2 separate regions of the Homo sapiens genome follow, and region 1 is linked to region 2. Evidence: read pairs that join two places in POLR2A ChIA-PET (ENCODE). Cell type or tissue: A673. All regions are shown on one strand.

The links. ChIA-PET counts read pairs that join two places held together with the same protein. Peaks named below come from ENCODE experiments on the same cell type or tissue, not always from the same donor. Only the 100,000 strongest peaks of a DNase experiment are listed, where the experiment ranks them.
Region 1: POLR2A ChIA-PET joins it to region 2 with 8 read pairs; 4 of 35 experiments call an interaction of 5 or more read pairs at or near these places.

What each region holds. Positions count from the first base shown.
Region 1 is chr18:3,719,556-3,724,555 of GRCh38, forward strand. All of the region lies in intron 7 of DLGAP1 (DLG associated protein 1), which reads right to left. Among named protein-coding and RNA genes, the nearest start is that of DLGAP1-AS6, 69 kb to the left of the region's middle. In A673, no CTCF peak of the experiment used is centred here; DNase peaks (open chromatin) are centred at 1,446, 1,816 and 2,896; H3K4me3 peaks cover 2,079 bases; H3K27ac peaks cover 4,491 bases.
Region 2 is chr18:3,842,855-3,847,854 of GRCh38, forward strand. The region is part of intron 4 of DLGAP1 (DLG associated protein 1); the gene reads right to left. Among named protein-coding and RNA genes, the nearest start is that of DLGAP1-AS3, 33 kb to the right of the region's middle. In A673, no CTCF peak of the experiment used is centred here; a DNase peak (open chromatin) is centred at 2,507; H3K4me3 peaks cover 3,482 bases; H3K27ac peaks cover 4,895 bases.

The DNA of each region.
Region 1 (5,000 bases), 120 kb before region 2:
CAAAAAAAAAAAAAAAAAAAAAAGAAAGAAAGAACTATTCATGCACATTGTAACAATGTCAATGTCTTGGTTTTGATATTGTTGAGATGTAACTGTTGGGGAAACTGTGTGAGGGGTACAGGGACCTCTATGTACTATCTTTGTAATTTCCTATAAATCTATAATTGTTTCTAATTAACAAGATAAAAATAAAAGACAATTGAAAGAAGTTTCTTGAAAATGATAAAAGCAAACATCAAAGTATCATTGTGATTCTCTGGCCATAATCAACATTTTAGAAAAGAGAAAGGTTTTCAAAAGCAACATAGTGGATGAGATGGACTCACCAATTTTCATAAATTTTAAAATTTCATTATGGGACAAATATGTAATGGAATAAGAAAGTTAGGTGAAAAAGACATTTAAGGTTGGATTTGAAGAGAGACAGGATGGCAGTCTTATCCAGAAATTCAGGATGAACTTCCGTCTTGATTAGATCTGATACTTCTTGTCAGACATACATCTCTACAGCATGAAACTGGTTAACCAATGTCAAGTGTAATAATATTATGTACCCTTTTGAAACCACAGAATATTCTAGGGATAAAAGCTAATTAAACTTTGACAGTTTGTCATATATTAGAGATAACTTAGACTAGTTATCTTCTTCCATAAGTTTAATTAGAAGTTATAGAATTAGAATTAGTATTCTCAGTAATATTGATAATTGGAAGAAAAAGGTAAAACAAAATAAAAATTCTCTTGTATGTTGGTGGAAATTGCATGTCAGTAGGACACCAGCAGATGGCAAAGAAAGCTTTCAAAATGTTGATAGTTACATGATCATTGATTTGTCATTAAAATAAATGTGAGACTGTTTCAAATGCCGTTATAGTAAAATCATGGTACTATTCATTTTGGTCTTCTCTATTTTTAATCAAGGACACTTGGCAGCAGGAAAGTTTTGCCCTGAAAACTTGACAGAAAGTCAGTGGCAGTAGGTGTAGACAGAAATGCAAAACTTCAGGTCTTGGATTTACCACCTGGAGCTGAATAATGTTGCTCTTAAAGTGGCTTTGCAGCATTGTCCAACTGCCAGTGTTAATTACATGGACAATTTCCAACCGCTATTAGTTTGCTATATTTGTTAACATTTAATATGAACTGGATCAGACAACTCTGGATTATGAAGGCTTTTTTAAATGGCAGTTTCTTCCATCATAAAAGTGCTTATGGGCCAGGCACAGTGGCTTATACCTATAATCCTAGCACTTTGGGAGGCTGAGGCAGGAGGACTGGTTTAGCCCAGGAGTTTGAGATCAGCCTGGGCAACATACTAAGACCTTGTCTCTACAAAAAAAAAAAAAAAAAAAAATTAGCTGGGCCTGGTATAATCTCAGCTATACTGGGGGCTGAGTTGAGAGGATTACTGGATTGCTCGAGCACAGGATGTTGAGGCTGCAGTGAGCTGGGATTGCACCACTGTACTCTAGCCTGAGTGGCAGAGTGAGACTCTGCCTCCAGAAAAAAAAAGGTGTCTGTGGAGGTATCATAAAGACAAAAGTGAATGATAAAGATTCACATTGAGAGAGCCTGTTTTTCTAGTTTGTGTTTTCTGATTGACCTTTGTAACTGAGTTGCTATTGTTCACATCTTTGCTCTACAGTTCAAGCAAGAGACCAGTCAGATCAGAATTACATTAGTTTAGTATTTTTTTACTTAACCCAAGGGCACAGACATCTGACCACTTCATCAGCCTCAAAACAGAATTTGCCACCTGCTTAATTTACGCATGAGTTGGCAAAAATTATTTTCTCCATTTAGTGCTGTCTGACAACACCATGACTAGATCAGGGGATTGGATATTTGATCTTCCAAATCCGCATAATGTGAAAACGACTAAGTGTAACAGGAAATTTTAAACCCAGAGAGTATTTTCTTTTCATAGGCTTTTAAAAAAATTTAATTTCAGTCTAGTTTTTTTCATCTTTTTCTTTAAACAGATATTTCACAGACAAACCAACATGAGAGGCCATGTCAATAATATGTGAACAAATGTTTCTTTAAAAAAGAGAATTTTTTAGAAACTGATATAGAAAATACAGATTTCAAATATGGCAGGAAGCTAAATGCATATTTGCGAGAGGAAAGAATGAAAGAAAAAAGCTCCTAGGCCTTTTATTCTATAAATGGATTTGTATTAAATTATTTCAGATTATACCATAGTTTCCAAGGCATTTATTGGTGATTACAGAGAGAATTTCACTTACTAGCTGTGTGGCCTGGTCAAGTTGTGTAACCTCTCTAAGTCTTACATTTTTTTTTCTCTGTTTGATTTAAATGATAATATCATGTGCAAGTCATAGAGTATTCATTACGGTTACATTAGACAATGTATGCAGCTGTTTGTATGCTTGTCAAATAATAAGTGCTTAAAGGTTAGCTATTATCATTATTATTAAACTAAGCCACATTGAGAGATTTAAAATCAAAGCCAAAGTAGGGCATTCTAATTTGTAATTTGCATAATGCTTCCTTGTGAATGATCTCATGTGAACCTTACAACAGCCTTTAAGGCCAGTGTGCCAGAAAACCCTGGAAGCCCCTTCACTGTTTGCCATGCAATAACCCCGAATGTGGGCAAAGGTGGACTTGCTTGTTGGCTGTCTGTGAGGCATAGCCCCTCAAGGTTGGCACTCCGTTCCCAAGAGGTGATTTATGTACTTCAAAACAACTGCAGGAGATGGAAGCACATGGTATTCTTCAGATTTTAAATCTTGCTCTGTGCCTGATAGGACTTTTGCATTTTTATGACTTCCTAATATTATAGAGGAATCCTACCTCGAGTGCCCCACAGAAGAAAGGAGAAGTTATAACCAAAAGTCTCCTGCAAATCATCACTGTCAGTTTCCTTCAATGTAACAGCAGACAAGGATAAGTTGCCTCACAAAAGGAGTAGGTTGTGTCATAAATCTTGCTCTTTTTTCTTTCGTCTGAGCCTGCAAGGGTGGAAGTACGCGATGTCTCCAGTTCCACTTGGAGAGATTCAAAGAAGGAAAACTCATTAGCAGAGGGACAAGGAACCAGTCCAGGCAATATCTGAATATTTATTATTTGATTTTATCTTGAATAGAAAAGAAAGGTGCTTTGTTCAGAAAGCTTCTGATTGATATCTGTCCCTTTGACTTCTGAACCTTTGCCTCCCTGCTTTATAACAAGGATCTATTAATTAACTTGGTGCTTGGCAGAAAGAACTGAGCTTTCCCCGAACTCTAAGAATTCTCCAAAAATGGTCATTAATGCTGGGAAGAGGATCAGCATTGTAATCTCATTTTATACATGAAGAAACTGAAGTTCAGATTAACTTCATACTCAAGCAATAAATAATTTGTAGAGCCGGGCACCGAAGGAACAAAGGGCTGTTTACTGAGAGACCTGAGCTTCTTATTCTGACTTTGCCTCCTGTTGGAGGTTCACCACTTTGGGCCTTAGTTTCCTTACCTTTGAATGGGTTTGATGAATTAGATAGGTGCAGCAGACTTTCTCTGTAAAGGGCCACATCATAAATGTATTTGGCTTTGTGGGCCAAAACATTCCTGCAGAGACTACTCTGCAGGAACTATTCAACTCTGCTTTTAAAAGAGGGAACTATTCGCTGAAACTTCTGTTTACAGATAGCAGGTAAACAAATGGGTGTGAGTTATGCCTGATGACAGTTAATTTACAAAAACAGGCAGCAGGTTGGACTTGGTCCATAGGGTATGTTTGCAGACCACTAGACTGGATGATGTAGAAGTTTGTTTATAACTGCTAATATTTGATGACTCAGCTTGTTTTAATAGCAATGCTATTTTCCCTAGGAAAGTCAGCTTGATTATTCAATCGTCTGTGGCTTGTGCAGTTTGTGGAGTACTTAAAGATTTTTCTGCAGCTTTTCCTTTCTTCTTCCATTTTTGAATGCCTGCTGTGTGTATTGCAATTACAAATTATTATCTTAATGTCATTCTGCTTAGGGTTTAGGGTTTGTGTGGGGGGGGAGTGGGGAGCAAGGTGTGTGGGATTGGAGTGTGGAGTGCATGAAGGTGGGTGAGGTGTGGTCTCCTGGGTAGGATGACTGACTTGGAATGAAGACCCAAACCCTTAGGAGAACTTTCTGAATGTTAGTTCTGACCTCAGATGATCAACAGATTAGCTGCTTTTGCTATATTAAGCAAGGCTTGAGCAAGTGTTTCAGAGCTGCCAGGAATGGGGGAGGGTGTAAGGTAGGAAGATGGAAGAATGTGTCTCAACTTAGAGGAAAATATGATTTCTCCTGTTACAAAAATCAAACTGTAAATACTTCTGTTACTGTGGTCCCAAGCTACATCCAAGAGGGTAAGCACTGCTTTCCCATGGGGGACACTGTACCCTAGGTTCTTACTCCCCTTCCTGAACTATGTGAAGGAGAGGAGAACAGTTCAACTCCATCATTGTTTAATAAATTCCTCTAATAAGAGAATTAGAGTATTGGTGGGGCATAGTGGCTCACACCTGTAATCCTAGCACTTTGGGATGTTGAGGTGGGAGGATCACTTGAACTCTGGAGTTTGAGACCAGCCTGAGCAACATAGCAAGTCTTCGTCTCTACCTCTACAAATTGTTTTTTAAAAATTAGCCGGGCACAGTGGCATGTGCCTGTGGTCCCAGCTACTCTAGAGGTTGAGGTGAGAGGATCACTTGGGTCTGGGAGGTTAAGGCTGCAGTGAGCCATAATCACACCACTGCACTGCAGCCTGGGCAACAGAGCAAAATATAGCACACAGGCCAAACTTTAAGAGTAACAGTGTGGCAAATGAACCTATTTACTCTTTATAAAACTTGTATTATTGCTACACAAAGCTTCTTTGGAATTTCAAAGTGAAGAATTTTCTTAAAAGACCAGAGAATCTGTTGGGTGTGGTGGCTCATGCCTGTAATCTCAGAACTTTGGGAGGCCAAGGCGGGTGGATCACTGGAGCCCAGGAGTTTGAGACCAGCCTGGC
Region 2 (5,000 bases):
GAGAATAGATGAGGTCATATTAACAGTAATAACCAAGTCCAGTGATACTTTAGTTCTCTCTCATCTTTGTTCCTCGCCCAGTTAATTCTGATTGTCCACAAGGATGAGCTTCACGTGTATTTGGGAACAAATCTGTTTGCTGCCTTCTGTCAGGCCTTTTTGCAATGGTGCCAAGAACTTCTTATGACTGTGGGCCATCTGTACTGATGCTGCTGCCTCAGTCACCACTGTCCTCAGCTGGTACCTGCTCTGTGGCCTTTGATGTGTGTGTGTATATAGGGAAGGTGGGGGTGCTTCTTTCTCTAGATATTCTCTATTAATTAACTAACACAGAGCTAATATGTGAGTTTGTAAATAACACATGCCTTGCATTTGGCATTGCTAAAAATACCTTCAAGGGCTAACAACTTTGCATCTTATCTCCCAGCATGCATGGGTTGACCACTACAGACAAAAGATCATGAAGCTGATGCTGGCCAAAGAGCCTTGCACATTTTCACCCTCAAGTTGGTTTTATGTAGCAATTGCGGATAAAAAGCTCTGCTGGTATAAAAATCTTCTTATTGTACAAATGGCAGGAAATAGAAGACAACATTGCGGTGGTTACAAAAATTTGTTTCCTAGTTTGTTTCTGCCAGCTTTAAATTGAACATAGATCAATCTATAGGTTCTGAATTAGTAATATTGGGGAGACATGAAATGAGAAAAATAGCAGAATTAAATAAGCATAACAGTGCACGGGGCAGCCCAGCATGCTCTGGAGCGATGAGGGGTGAGAGAGAAAGGAAGAAAAGAAGAAAACAAAATGAACACCTTTCAAATCCAAAACAATGCACCACGTTTGAGCCTCCAATATAGTTTTACAAAGACAGAATAGCCATGAAATCAAACATTTAAGTATAAATAGGTAACATATGTCTGTCTTATTGTTGTTAAAAATTAACTGTGATAGACTGAAATTCCATTCCACATTCCTACTTCTTGATGACTTAGTAAATTACAGGCATTTCAAGAGAAATGCCTAAAAATTTTAGGTGAACCATCGACGATATTTTGGGTGGAAGTAAGTTATATGTGGTAGCTAAATACTTGTGCTCAAGCTCTCAGCATCCTGTTTATACTTCTAGGAAAGACATATGAAATGTGAACAATTTCAAGGAATGAAATAAATGTTCTTCTTTATCTATAAAAGTCTGATTGTGGTGTTTAAAGGCTTCCATGAAACAAAAACACCTGTGCCCACAGCTCGTCTCCCGTGCATAAAAACAGAATACAAAGATGAGACAGTAGGAATAGGAGGAACATTTTCTATTTCTCCAATATTTCCCACATGCTTTGGCTGTTTTTGAATAGACCTTCTGAAATATCTTTTGAGGTCACCTACTTTGTGAACCTAAAGTCTCTGATTTTTCAGGTGACATGGCAGCAAGCCCGAATGTCTGAAAACATAAATCTTAGTTATAATTTCCATTTTTGTCATTTTGCTAGAAAAGAAAAATATGATAATTTCTTCCCCAGCTTGCTAAGCCTTTGCTAGTTTCAGGAATTTCTGCTACCATCTGATGAAAATCAAAATCCCCGTATTAAACACCAAAAAGCTATATCACAAAAAAGTGAAGCCATCCTAGTAAGTGCCTCATCACTTCTTGTTTTTGAGATAGAGTAACCAAGGTAGCAATAGAAGTCTCAGAGAGAGCTGATGGTTTCTAATTCCATAAACTTAGTGGACAAGTACATTTTCCACATGAACCAAAATCATTGCCGCCATGGTGAATCAAAAAAGTAATAACAAAAATTCACATTACCAGCACGCTGTTATTTTAAAAATCCAATTTTACAAAATAAAACTCACCTAAACTGAAGCTGTGGAATAATTTTAGCAATTGAAAATTACTACCTTCTCTAGAATAACATGTACTTAGAAATGAAATGATTCAGAAATCAACATGATGTACGTATTCTGCTTTTCTTTGCAGCTTAGAGCAAATTCAACATCAATTTACACTATATCATAGTAAATATATTCAACAATCAGTGCTTAAGTAATTTAGCCTGTCTTTGCTGCATCTAAATATTCTGCTGTTTAACTAAATTCACTCCATACTATAGATGATAAAAATATTAATATACACATTTCATTCTTATTAAAAAGCTGGATTTCTCCCTTAGCCCTGCAAGTACCATAAGCAACCAAATCAGAGGAAAAGGGTATGTTGGGGCTACTCTTTATAAAATTGTTCATCCCCAGTTCACAGACATCATGAAACATGAAATTAACTCCAGTATGTTAAAAGAAAGATGATAGATTAGCACAGAAATCAAGCACAAAGAAACGATTTATTTTCCTTTCCATAGCCCAGAATTGCTATTAGCTTACCTTATTAGCTGGAATGCCAAACAGAATGTCTTTATGGAAAATTAAGTTCATTATTCATCTCAGCTTTGATTTGGTATAGTGCAGCTGAGAGCATTTAGCTTCTCTCTATGATTTGCCGATTCTAAGTGGTTGAGTGAGGCAGTAAACACAGGACTTGGGGGTGGGGGGAGAGTGGTTGGTCATGGCTCACAACTCAAGATTTGCAACTTTACATTTTCATTCATATAAAGATACTTAATGAAATAAAACCCTATAGCTGAAGAATAACACTTAAGTGAATACTTAGTGCAGATTTTTCAGCCTGTGCAATTTTGCATAGCAGTTGTACTTACAGAGTCTGGCATGCTCACTGTCCCAGCAAAATCATATTGCTATCTTTCATTATCTCAGTAAATTCTGGGCTATTGATCACTTTGCAGCCCATATAGGGGGTAACGTATATTCTGTCAAATGGAAGTCCCCATCAGGGAACGATCCTTGCAGCTTGCTAAAAGAAGCATGCCTGATTGTCTGACTAGTGATGGAAAGACAGATGCCTTTTACAATGTTGAAGTGTGCACATGCACAAATTGGATAGAACATTCAGTCAGCTAACAAACAGAGAGATTTTAAGGAGTAAAATAACAATAGATTTCCATCCTTGAGATATCAAATTCTCTTTTAGAGAAAAATTAAGTAATACTTCTCAACAATTCATTCATTTTCTTCAAAAGAATTAAACGTGTTGTAGAAACCTCTTGGCAAACACTTTTCATTTTTTAAAAAATTGACTTCCATAGAGAAACATCCCAGAAAATCTTATTGAAAGTGTGGTGTGTGTGTGTGTGTGTGTGTGTGTGTGTGTGTGTGTCTCATTTCGGGATGGGGCAAAGGAACTGTTGCAGCGTCCTCTTCCAAGTATTTCACTTTATAAGTTTTAAGTGGGCAGCATTTACTAAAATCCAGCTTTACTGAGTGCAATCTGCAACCACATCAGCAAGATCACTTTTAGGTTATCAATAGACAAGGACAATACAATTTCAGTAGAGCAAAGACTTACACCTTTCCTTTCTTCGTCACCATACAAAACCAAACCCTAAAACTTTCCTCTACTGAATTAATAAAAGCACAGGTGCATTTAATAAGAAATGATAAGGAAAATTATAATTAAATGATTGGTTTGTTTCAAAGTGTTAAGTATAGTGTCACCATATGACCCAGCAATCACGCTTTTAGGCATATACCAGGAGAAATGAAAGCAAATGTCCACACAAACACTTGTACACAAATGTTCACAGCACCATTATTCACAATAGTCAAAAAGTGGAAACAACCCTTGTATCCACTAACTGATGAAAGGATTAAAAGTGTAGTATATCCATACAATAAAACATTATTTGGAATGAAAAGAAATGAAATATTGATACCTGCTATAACATGGATAAATCTTAAAAATAGTATGATAATTGAAAGAGGCCAGTCTCAAAAGATCACATATTACAATATTCTATTTATATGAAATGTCCAGAAAAGGCAGAATCTATAGGGACAGAAAAGTAGACTAGTGGTTGCCCTGGACCTGGGGTAGGGGGACCAGGAAGTGATTGCTAACAGGTACAGGATTCCTTATTGGAGTGAAGAAAATATTTTTATCTTAGATCTTGGTGATGGTTGCACAATTGTGAACACATTAAACCCATTAAATTGTCTACTTTAAATGGGTAAATAATATCACAATAAAATTTATTTTAACATGATGCATTACATTGATTTGTGAATGTTAAATTAACTTTACATCCCTAAGATAACATTTGCTTGCTCATGATATATGATCTTTTAAATATATTGATGTATTCAATTTGTTAAAGGGCTTGCATGTCTATTTTATAAGGAAGCTAGGTCAGTAAATTTCTTTTCTTGTAATATCTTTTTCTTGTTTTGGTATCAGGATAGCATTGGCCTAAGAAAATAAATCCTGTTTCTGAAAAAAAGAGATGTTATAAAATTATTAATTTGCCAAAAGAACGTTGTCATATGTTTATAATTATATGAATGAGTTTTATATAACACATTCTACACAAGGCAGATAGGGAGAGGTTGGGGAAGAGAAAGGATGACCCCAAATGTGGGATGCTCTTGAAGACTAGAAGGCTGCAGACGTATCTCAAGAACCACCTGTGCCGGTGTTTTATCATGGCTAATTTTCAGCAAGAAAACAAATCTCCAAATCTGCAAGAGTAAGAGCACCAGGAAAAAGAGGAGGACTAGGAAGAAGAGGAAGAAGAGAATAAAGATGAAGGGGAGGAATAAAAGAAGGAGGAAGAGGAAGACAGAGGAGAATAAGATGAGGGGGAGAGCTGTGTTTGATCAAGAGCATGAAAGGGCAGGCAATTCAGGGGAAGGTAGGATCACCAAACGTAATTATAGCAACATCCTACCAAATGATCCAGACGAGAATAAAGGAAGCCTAGAAAGAAACCAAAAGAATTGCACAATGAGGGTTTTGAAGTATTCCAATGAAAGAAACCTGTTTTAAACATGAGAGATGGGTTCACAATCAAGAAAGAACACAGGTAAGTGATAAGTGCCTACACAAAGTGCCCCAAAAGGGCTAAAGCCCAGAATGAAATGAGGTTTGTGAATT